Linked DNA regions of Homo sapiens: region 2 is linked to region 1. The links are chromatin contacts, found by Hi-C or POLR2A ChIA-PET in ENCODE. All regions are on one chromosome and are shown on one strand. The core of a region is the stretch at or near the end of the contact, and the rest is flanking DNA. Distances in the headings are between cores, read along the strand shown.

What was found. Hi-C counts contacts between places; a loop is a spot of excess contacts on that map. ChIA-PET counts read pairs that join two places held with the same protein, here RNA polymerase II (POLR2A).
Region 2: a loop to region 1 is called in a map of B cell, with 6 times the contacts of the local background. The contact joins the promoter of CEP83-DT here to the enhancer-like site in region 1. A Hi-C loop is called at or near these places in 1 of 168 maps with a recorded cell type or tissue (B cell). POLR2A ChIA-PET finds 5 or more read pairs at or near these places in 2 of 52 experiments (K562 and OCI-LY7).

The regions. Positions count from the first base shown.
Region 1 is chr12:92,938,121-92,943,257 of GRCh38, forward strand. No RefSeq gene overlaps it. Among named protein-coding and RNA genes, the nearest start is that of EEA1, 11 kb to the left of the region's middle. RefSeq lists an enhancer at 193-242. Within about 2 kb of position 3,176, at least 3 of the 41 ENCODE cell types and tissues checked have a DNase peak (open chromatin) inside an H3K27ac peak, as active enhancers do; they include B cell, where a contact is called at or near this core.
Region 2 is chr12:94,456,969-94,462,105 of GRCh38, forward strand. CEP83-DT (CEP83 divergent transcript) reads left to right here and starts at 3,035. Exons shown (of 1, transcript NR_027035.1): 1 at 3,035-5,137. It overlaps CEP83 (centrosomal protein 83), which reads right to left and starts at 2,899. Exons shown (of 17, transcript NM_016122.3): 1 at 2,589-2,899. RefSeq lists an enhancer at 3,316-3,365.

The DNA of each region.
Region 1 (5,137 bases), core at 1,926-4,425:
CTCTTTCTTCAGCCTCTCAGCTTCCTCAGACGTTGGGGTAGGTTTGCATAGACCTACTCACCACAGAACAGTGGTCAGGTGAAGTTATTTAGAGTGCAGTATAGAGATGTCATCCCAGCATTAGTCAGAGCTTAGATTTCTTTAAATTTGTGGAGTGTAGTGTTTTTGAAAGTGTGTTCCTTGAAGCCCTAGAGTCCTCAGAAGCCACCTCAGTGGATGGAGAAAATCGAGCAATTGAGGCCCTGTGCTATTCACCTTTGCATTAGCTGGTATAGCTTTACTTTTATCTTTATGTGTTTTACATAATAGGGTGATGAAGAAGAATTCTTTCTTTCTTTGTTTTCCTTTCTTTTTTCTTTTTCTTTTTTTTTTTTTTTTTTTTTTTTTTTTGGTTGTAGATAGGATCTCACTCTGTCGCCCAGGCTGGAGTACAGTGCTGCGATCTCAGCTCATTGCAGCCTCAACCTCTTGGCCTCAAATGATTCTCCCACCTTGGCCTCCCACAGTGCTGGGATTACAGATGTGAACCACTGTGCCCAGCCTGACATTATTTTCTTTACACTGTACACTTCAGGCATGCTGAACTATTACACATTTCTGGGCTCATCATAGTCTCTCCCTTACTTCTGAACCATTATATATGCTATTTCATATGCCTGGAATGTTCCCTACACCCATCCTACTGTTACTTGTCTAATTCCTACTCATCTGCAAGTCTCACCTTGCCTCCCAAACGAAACTACATGGCCTACGTATACCTACATTTTTGTACTCAACCCTGTAACTACAGGGAAGAAGAGACCTTGGGTCAAAAACTCAAAACACTCCGGGCCACATGACAAATTTGACAAAAATGTAAGGTACGTCTTCCAACTACCTTCTCTTGTTCTGAATACACACCCCCAAACTGTCAATTATAATTGGATTCCCATGTAGTTTTGTCTTTAAAGAGTAAATGCACTGGTCCCATTGGTACAGCACAACTCACATAAAAAATTTGTTGCCCTTTGTAAATTAATACCATTTCAGCCTCTGTACGTTTGAATATTATGAGTCTGCTAAGAGAAGAATTTACTTTCAACATGCTGACAAAAATTCAAGTTTTGAAGCTGCTGAGCAAAGATTCAGAGCCTGGACCACAGTGAATTTACCAATTTAAATGAGCATCCTGAGGTCTCTTGACAGCTAGCCAGCTGGCCTCCCTACATGATATAATTAGGATGATGGGCTGCATACAATTTAGACCTACAGCACTTCTATCTCCCCTTAGAATTTGATAGAAACTCAATGATAGATGATTCCAGAGGCTAATTCTAACAATACCATTGATTAAACTCATAGATTACTTAGAATGGTCTGAACATTTAAAGTAATGCAGTAAGGACTCAAATAAATGGTTTTTGTGAAATACTAATCTGAAAATGTCTTGCTAGCATATAGATGGCAGCATAAGTAAAGAATAGAGATGGTAAAGTACTCTAAAGTATTATTACTAGTGACATTATTATTTTGTAAAAATATATTCTAGTGGCCGAGCACGGTGGCTTATGCCTGTAATCCCACCACTTTGGGAGGCCGAGGCGGGTGGATCACGAGGTCAGGAGATCGAGACCATCCTGGCTAACACGGCAAAACCTCATCTCTACTAAAAATACAAAAAATTAGCCAGGCGTGGTGGTAGGCGCCTGTAGTCCCAGCTACTCGGGAGGCTGAGGCAGGAGAATGGCGTGAACCCGGGAGGCAGAGCTTGCAGTGAGCCAAGATCGCGCCACTGCACTCCAGCATGGGCGACAGAGTGAGACACTGTATCAAAAAAAAAAAAAAAAAAAAAAAAAATATATATATATATATGTATATATATATTCTAGTGAAAGAGGTACATACACACATTCCCTCTCTCATTTACATCATTGTTTCTAAGTGATATCAAATGAAATTTAATATTAAAATTTGTAAGATAACATAAACAACACAATACACTTTTTTTTTGTTTTAGATGAAGTCTCACCCTGTAGCCCAGGCTGGAGTGCAACGGCTCAATCTTGGCTCACTGCAATGTCTTCCTCCTGGGTTCAAGCAATTCTCCTGCCTCAGCCTCCCGAGTAGCTGGGATTACAGGCGTGCACCACCACGCCCAGCTAATTTCTTCGTATTTTTGGTAGATACAGGGTTTCACCATGTTGGCCAGGATGGTCTCGAACTCCTGACCTCCTGATCTGCCCACCTCGGCTTCCCAAAGTGCTAGGATCACAGGTGTGAGTCACCGCGCCCGGCCCAATATGCCTTTTTAAAACTTTTTCAGGACAATGCTTGTTATGAGTTAATTGGCTAAAAATGGGACCCAAAAATATATTCTATTGACATATTTTGGTTAATATAAAAAATAGACATTTAGATGATGAAAAAAAGCAACAAACAAATTAACCTGAAAAGAAAATTAAAGAACAACTTGGGAAACATACAGTACTCCTCCTCTTCCTTTTCCCTAATGCCTCTTTCCTCAGGTTGTAGAGCATTGTGTGGCCTTCAGGAAAAAATATCAATTTGCTCAATTAAATTAAAATCCAGTTTGTAATGTTGTTCTGTTGACCTAAAGGGAAAAACTGAGGCAAACGGAATGTAAGTAGAGAGTTTATTTGGGCCAAGTTTGAAGACTGCAACCTAAAACATAGACTCAAAGTTCCCTGAATATGTACTCCAACTAGCAGCAATTACAAGTAGCTGGGGTTTTGTTTTATTTTATTTTATTTATGAGAAAGGGTCTTTCTCTGTCACCCAGGCTGAGTGCAGTGGCACAACCATGGCTCACTGCAGCCTGTGCCTCGTGGGCTCGAGTGATCCTCTTGACTTTTTTCTTTTTTTTTTTTTTGGTAGAGAGAGGGTCTCACTGTGTTGCTCAGGCTGGTTTTGAACTCCTGGGCTCAAGCAATCTTCCTGCCTCTGCCTCCCAAAGTACTGGGATTACAGGCACAAACCACCACACCCAGCCACAAGTAGGTTTTTAAGGGACAAGAAGAGGTGATCTTACACTGTTTACTGATATGGTTTGTCTCTGTGTCCCCACCCAAATCTCATGTTGAATTGTAATCCCTACATGTCAGAGAAGTGGCCTGGCAGGAGTGACTGGATCATGGGGGGCGGATTTCCTCCTTACTTTTCTCATAAAAGTGAGTGAGTTCTCACGAGATCTGATGGTTTAAAAGTGTGGCACTTCCCCTTTCACTCTCTCTCTCTTCCTGCTCTGCTACGGTAAGACGTGCTTTGCTTTCCCTTTGCCTTCCGCCATGATTCTAAGTTTCCTGAGGCCTCCCCAGCCATGCAGAACTGTGAGTCAATCTAACCTCTTTTTAAAATAAATTACCCAGTCTTAGGTAGTTTTTTTTTTTTTTTTTTTTTTTTTTTTGAGATGGAGTCTCGCTTCATCACCCAGGCTGCAGTGCAGTGGCACAATCTCGGCTCACTGCAACCTCCACCTCCAGGGTTCGAGTGATTCTCCTGCCTCAGCCTCCCCAGCAGCTTGGATTACAGGCATCTGCCACCACCCTGGGCTAATTTTTGTATTTTTAGTAGAGACGGGGTTTCACCATGTTGGCCAGTCTTGTCTCAAACTCCTGACCTCAAGTGATTCGCCCACCTCGGCCTCCCAAAGTGCTGGGATTATAGGCATGAGCCACCATGCCCTGCCTCAGGTAGTTCTTTATAGCAGTGTGATAATGGACTAATATATGTACCAATAATTTACATTTAAATAATATAATTTATTGATTGGCTGTACCATGTTCTTTGTATCACAAATTTCAGGAACATGAAGATAATGGGCAGTTCAGCTAGTCAGAAACAAAATGGCTTTTTTTTTCTTCAAAATAGGTGTATTTAAACAGAGACAGGGTTTCTCTATATTGCCGAGGTTGATCTCAAACTCCTGGCTTCAACTGATTCTCTTGTCTTTCCAAAATGCTGAGATTACAGGATGAACCAGCATGCCAGCCAAAATGCCTTTAAACAATTGTCCCTGACTGGGCACGGTGGCTCACACCTGTAATCCCAACACCTTGGGAGGCCAAGGCAGGAGGATCCCTCGAGCCCAGGAGTTAAAGACCAGCCGGGGCAACAAAAGCCATGATCATGCCACTGAACTTCAGCCTGGGCAACAGAGTGAGACCCTGTCTGAAAAAACAAAAAACCTGATAAAGGGCACGTTGGCTCATGCCTATAATGCGAGAACTTTGGGAGACCAAGAAAGGAAGATTGCTTGAGCACAGCCTGGGCAACATGGTGAGACCACATCTTCACACTCACACAAAAATTAGCCAGACATGGTGGCATGCACCTGTAGTCCCAGCTACTCTTGAAGCTGAGTGGGGAGAATCACTTGAGCCAGGGAGGTCGAGGCTGCAGTGAGTTGAGATCATGCCATTGTATTCCAGCCTGGGAAACAGAGCAGGACCCTGTGTCAAAACAAAAACCCAAACAAAAAACAATTACCCCTGGGCATAGATGCAAGATGGTGGGGGGTTGTAGGATGTGACTAAAGTCACATACTCATGTCTCTCTGGGCCTGGCACCTCTTGCAGACCTCACATAGCTCAGATTGCTCTGAGCTATATTTCTTTCCTCAATTCACTCAAGAAACTGCGCTATATATGTTGTTACTGCATAACATGATGGGAAGAAATGTAAAACTAATAAATAATTTAGTTTTTTTATGAGAAGTGACAAAAATCTTTAAACCCTTTCATATACTGAAGAAAAAGTCTGAAATAGCATATATCGTAATTTTAAGTAGAAAAGTTAGGGGTATTGAAACCACCTTCGCAAAAATAAACACTGAGAAAATTATGAAAGAGGTCTGACCTGACTGACTCCAGCTTGCTTACACTCTCCAAGCTGCCCTTCTTCATTCCTGGGTGCAGGCCAAACTAACTTTGGGAGGAATTTAATTTATAGTCTAACTTTGAAACAAAGATGATAACAGCAGTTTCCTGAAACAAACCTCCTTCTTGCCAGGGGGACCAGACTGCCTTTGTAAGACTAACATATTAACCACAAGATTAGAAATGATGGCTTAGGAGCCATGCAGCCAGAAGCCACAGGATTTCAACCCTCCCCAGTTGCTCCTAGGGATAATATTACTATT
Region 2 (5,137 bases), core at 1,785-4,284, 1.5 Mb after region 1:
TTTAACTCACAAATACATACTATTCCTATGTATGTATGTATGAGGTCATGGTGGAGTTGAACCTTATAGAAAAGGTACAATTTAGATTTTAAGAAAGAAGGGAATAAGATCAGGTCACGGGGGATAGAAAGATATGCAGACTAATATGGAAAGGATAAAGTACAGAGCAGGTTTAGGGGATAGTGAAGAAACCAATCTGGGCAGAGACACCTTTTCCATAAAGAACATACACTTGAAAAGGCAAGGTGAGAGGATTTCAAATAATTCACCTTAAGTCAAGAAACATGAACTTGGGTTAAAAGGAAGTTTTTTACACAGATTTACACACATTCCCTAAAAGCACATAGGTTAAACAATGTGGGCAATTTACTTATGGAACCTAATATGTATGACAAAATTAAAAGCAAGCTCATCTACTTTTAGGCAAAGAGACAGTACCTGGGGGTGGGGAAATTCTGACAATTCACTAAAATTCACTAATCTTTCTGTTAAGATTTCACTCTAAGCTTCTTGAATTAGAACATCCCATGACATAATGCTGATTTCTGATTACTAAGGATTATACGAGTCATTCTTGATTTGTCTCCTCCATCTTGCCCAACTTTTGAATATTTCATTACTTCAACATCAGCATATAGAAAAAAGGAGGAGAGAACTAAAATTAAGTCCATGGATTTTAGCAATACATAAGGGTATCTGACATAAAGAACATTAAACTTCAAGTTCCAATTCCCATTATTAATAGATTTCAAAGAAGTCATTTAGTCTCATCATGTCTCAAATTTTCTCACATACTTGCTTACTTGAAAGGTTATTGATTGAAAAGATCATTCAAAAAGTGCTCTAAAAACTAACAACTTGCCATAAAAATTTTATCATTAAGGGTTCAATAAGAGGAGACAGTGAGGTGACTGGTAAACCAAGGATTAAAAACTACCTGTGAATAGGCCAGGCACGCTGGCTCACACCTGTAATCCCAGCACTTTGGGAGGTCAAGGTGGGCAGATCGCCTGAAGTCAGGAGTTCGTGACCAGCCTGGGCAATATGGTGAAACCCCATCTCTACTAAAAATACAAAAATTAGCAGGGCATGGTGGCATGCACCTGTAACCCCAGCTACTCGGGAGGCTGAGAGGAGAGAATCACTTGAAACTGGGAGGCGGAAGTTGCAGTGAGCTGAGATCCCACCACTGCACTCCAGCCTGAGCGACAAGAATGAAACTCTGTCTCAAAAAAAGAAAAAAAAAAAAACTACCTGTGAATAATCAGTGTTTCATTCTCCCAGTGCTGCATGGAATTCTAAATTGTATTTCACTATTATTTGAGAATGTTCTAAATACAGTCCGCGCACTTCATCTGATCTGGAAAGAAAACACTCAAAGTAAGGGGAATACCCAGCATACTCTGTCCTAAATAACCAAAGGACAACTCAAAACCATTTGCAACTCTCAGGAGAGTCCTGTGTGACACTTATAATTTAAAGCATTCTGGCCTGGTGCGGTGGCTCACACCTGTAATCCCAGCACTTTGGGAGGCCGAGGTGGGCGGATCACCTGAGGTCGGGAGTTTGAGACCAGCCTGGCCAACATGGTGAAACCCCATCTCTACTAAAATAAAAAAATTAGCCGGGCATGGTGGCACGCACCTGTAATCCCAGCTACTCGGGAGGCTGAGGCAGGAGAATCGCTTGAACCCAGGAGGCGGAGGTTGCAGTGAGCCGAGATCGCGCTACTGCACTCCAGCCTGGGCGACAGAGTGAGACTCAGTCATAAATAAATAAATAAAGCATTCTAACAATTCTGAACAAACTGAGTTTGAAATCAAACCTCAATACAAAAGGTGAGTATTAATTCTAACCACTTACAGGCTAAATTCATAAATATGGAAAATTCTAAATCCAGGTAACTGTAGGATAGATACCTTTAATTGTGTTTTAGTTAAATGTCAGACTTGTTTACAGACATGTTGCTTGGTAACAGAAGCACTGCTTTAACAACCCACTCTGTTTTAGAGCTGCTTAAAGTCTGAACAGATTATGAAGTATATATCATATACACGAAATTCAGACAAGTCTTTCCTTATCCTAGAGATCTGTAAGATTTGAAAGAGCTTCCTCATTTCAGCTAACTAAAGGCTTTACAAATACTTAGCAGTGGATATTCTTAAGAGCAAAATGCCCATTGATTATGGTCAAAAGTTGGACACTGAGGATTAACCAAAGTATTTAAACCCAGCATATGCTAACATATTTTAGGTGTTTATCTCAGTAATGACAGTCGACATCACTGTTCATTCAAATTGTCTTCAAAGCCAAGGAAAATGGTAGCATAGCTTTTTCATCGTAAATTAAGCTGGAGGTACTTAAACGTCTGGCCAATTACCAAACTGGCTACACAACCACCAAGCCAGAGTGCATCCAAAAGCTCCATGAAGAGTTTCACGTGCGTCTCTCTGCCTACTTTTCTAGCACGAGCTTCCACTACTTTAACAGGAAAATAAAAAAAGGATTCAAGGGCAGTTTGTGGAGGGACAAAATGAGTATTCCAAAATACAAACAAGACACCGTCCCCAGAAAGAGAGGTTACATACCAGACGCACGCACGCTCCTTGCAACCCGCACACGGAAAACTTAAGTGACCGCAGTTCTGGCCGCGCTCGCCACCGGGGACACCTCCACAGCTCCAACCACAGGCACCCACTCAACTCCGCTTACGGAGGCATTGGGACTAAGGGTTACGGTCCTACAGCGGGGTGTCGGCCCAGCGAGAGGAAGAGGGCCGAACGGACCCCTCGGGCTCCCGTCCCTAGGGAAATGTGAAGTATCCCGGGAGAGGTCCGAGGGCGGCGGCGGCGGCGGTGAAAAGCCCCACTCCTCCGCGTGGACCGGGATCCTCAGGGGTGCGGCGCCACCCCACGTGCTGACGTATGGCCCAGAAGCCGCCTCATCGCACCGCCCCACCAGCCTGGAGGAGCGGGCTCTGTCCCTTGGCCCAGCGGCACGCGAAGCAGGAAGTCCCACCCCCCACGCCGACGTCACCCACGCCACCGACGCCGGTTGCTGCCGGAGCCGTTAGAGGGAGGAGACAAACGAACCGAGGCGGGAGCGGCCACGGGTGACAGCGGCAGCGGCGGGGCCGGGCTGCGCTCCCGAAGGCGTTCCTGGAGGGCCCTGGGATGGACTCAGAGATCCCCAGAGCCCCAGGGGACGGAAAATCTAGCCCCGGGCACTTGCCTTGGAGTCTGAGTGATGCGCGTCGTTGGAGCGCGAAGCCGGTCTCCCTAGCCTCCGCCCGACACAGCGTCTCCAGGGGTTTTCCTCCTTTTCGCGCCTCTCCTTCCCTCTTCCCCACACCATTTGAGAGCCTCAAATGGTAGTCCTGCCGCCACCTCTCTCCCTTCGCCAGCCTGCCATCGTCCCCATGGGTGCAGATATGCGCTCCCGAAGCCGCCTGCCTGCCGCGTCTGCCTCGGGCATCAGCCCACGAGTGGGGAGTCGGCTCAGCTTGCCACGAGGGAACCTCGGGTTAGGACCAATCGCCCGGGAGAGAGCCCTCCTCGCCCCCGCACCTCCTGCTCCAAGTCTCCTGTCCTGGTTATCCCAAGTTCAGGGCCCACCTGGGGTCACATGGGGAACTACTTGTCTTAAGGCTGTAAACAATAGTTGGAAGAGGAGTTGCTAGCTTTTGAGAACTTCCATGATCATCCAAAGTCTGAAACAAAGTAGGCGGTCAGCCTTTCAAAATACGTGTTGGAAGAAACAGACACCTTCCCATCCCCAGCGTTTGTTCAGTGCCTTGGTTGGGCTTTGATTCTCACTGCTTTGTGAAGTACAGCTTATTTTTACCCCCAAGATTATGATTTTCAGGCTGTAGTTATTATTGGACAACTGAGAGGTGATTTTGTTGTTGTTGAAATGAGGGAAAACGGGCCATTAGAAAGGACCGTGTCTCTTAAGAGGAGGGAAAAAAAGGACAGCGAGTTGGTAATGGAATGTTGCTGGATGGATTACATAGATGAGACATGGGAGATAGAATAGAGAATCCAGAAATTCTCATGTATGTGTGCGTGTTTAGTATAATAACAGTAGCTCACATTTGCTGAGCATTTGTGTGGCAAGTACTGGAGTACTTTTTCAGGTTATCTTATTTAACTCTAACATTTCTGTAAGGTAGGTGCAATTGTTATCTCCATTTCACAGAGTTGCCCAAAACCATTACTTTTAAACGCTGGAGCCAGACAACTCCAGAAATCTCTGTGGTAGCCAGTAAACTATACATGACAAATTATTGGTCAGTAGGAAAAAGATCATTCGGGAAATGGCGGTGGCTCACGCCTGTAATCCCAGCACGCTGGGAGGCCAAGGCAGGTGGATCACCTGAGGTCAGGAGTTCGAGACGACCCTGGCCAACATGGTGAAATCCCATCTATTAAAAATACAAAAAGCCAAGAAAAACAAATATTCAATTAACAAACGGAAAGTTGTCCCACTTCCAAACAGTTGTTTTTTGTCTATCATTGTTGATAGGGGTGTGGGATACAATTACTGTCAGGCATTTTTGGTGTGAAGGTGAAATTGGTACAACCCTATTTACCAAAATTTAACATATGCATTAGCCTTTGCCCCACAGCTGTCTCATTTCCGAGGCATATACCCTAAGGAAAATAAGGGATTCATAAGGATACTATTTGCCACCTTTTTTAAAAATAATGCTTCTAGAAACAAGTGTCCATCACTAGGACACTAGTTAAGAAAATTATGATTGGTACATGCAATGGAATACTCTTGACCCATTAAAAACTGATGGAAAGTTCTTTATTTGCATTAAAGTATGTCCAAAAAATATAGTTTCCCCTCAGGAAAAAAAAAGCAGAATGTAGTTTAGCAAGTACAGTGCTGTCCTAATGTGAATATATGTGTGTACATATGTTAATATAAGTGTACAAAAATATCTGGAAGAAGGTCAGTCAAAATACAAGTGTTTTACATTTTGTCTTTTGGACTTTTTATCTGGTTGGTGTTTTTTGTAATTTATTATTTTACAAAAACAAAGTTGTGTTTTATGTTTTAATTAAAGCTGTGCCAGTGAAAAGGGAGCCAGTTGACTCTTGACCTTCACAAGTAGGTAACCATGATGAAG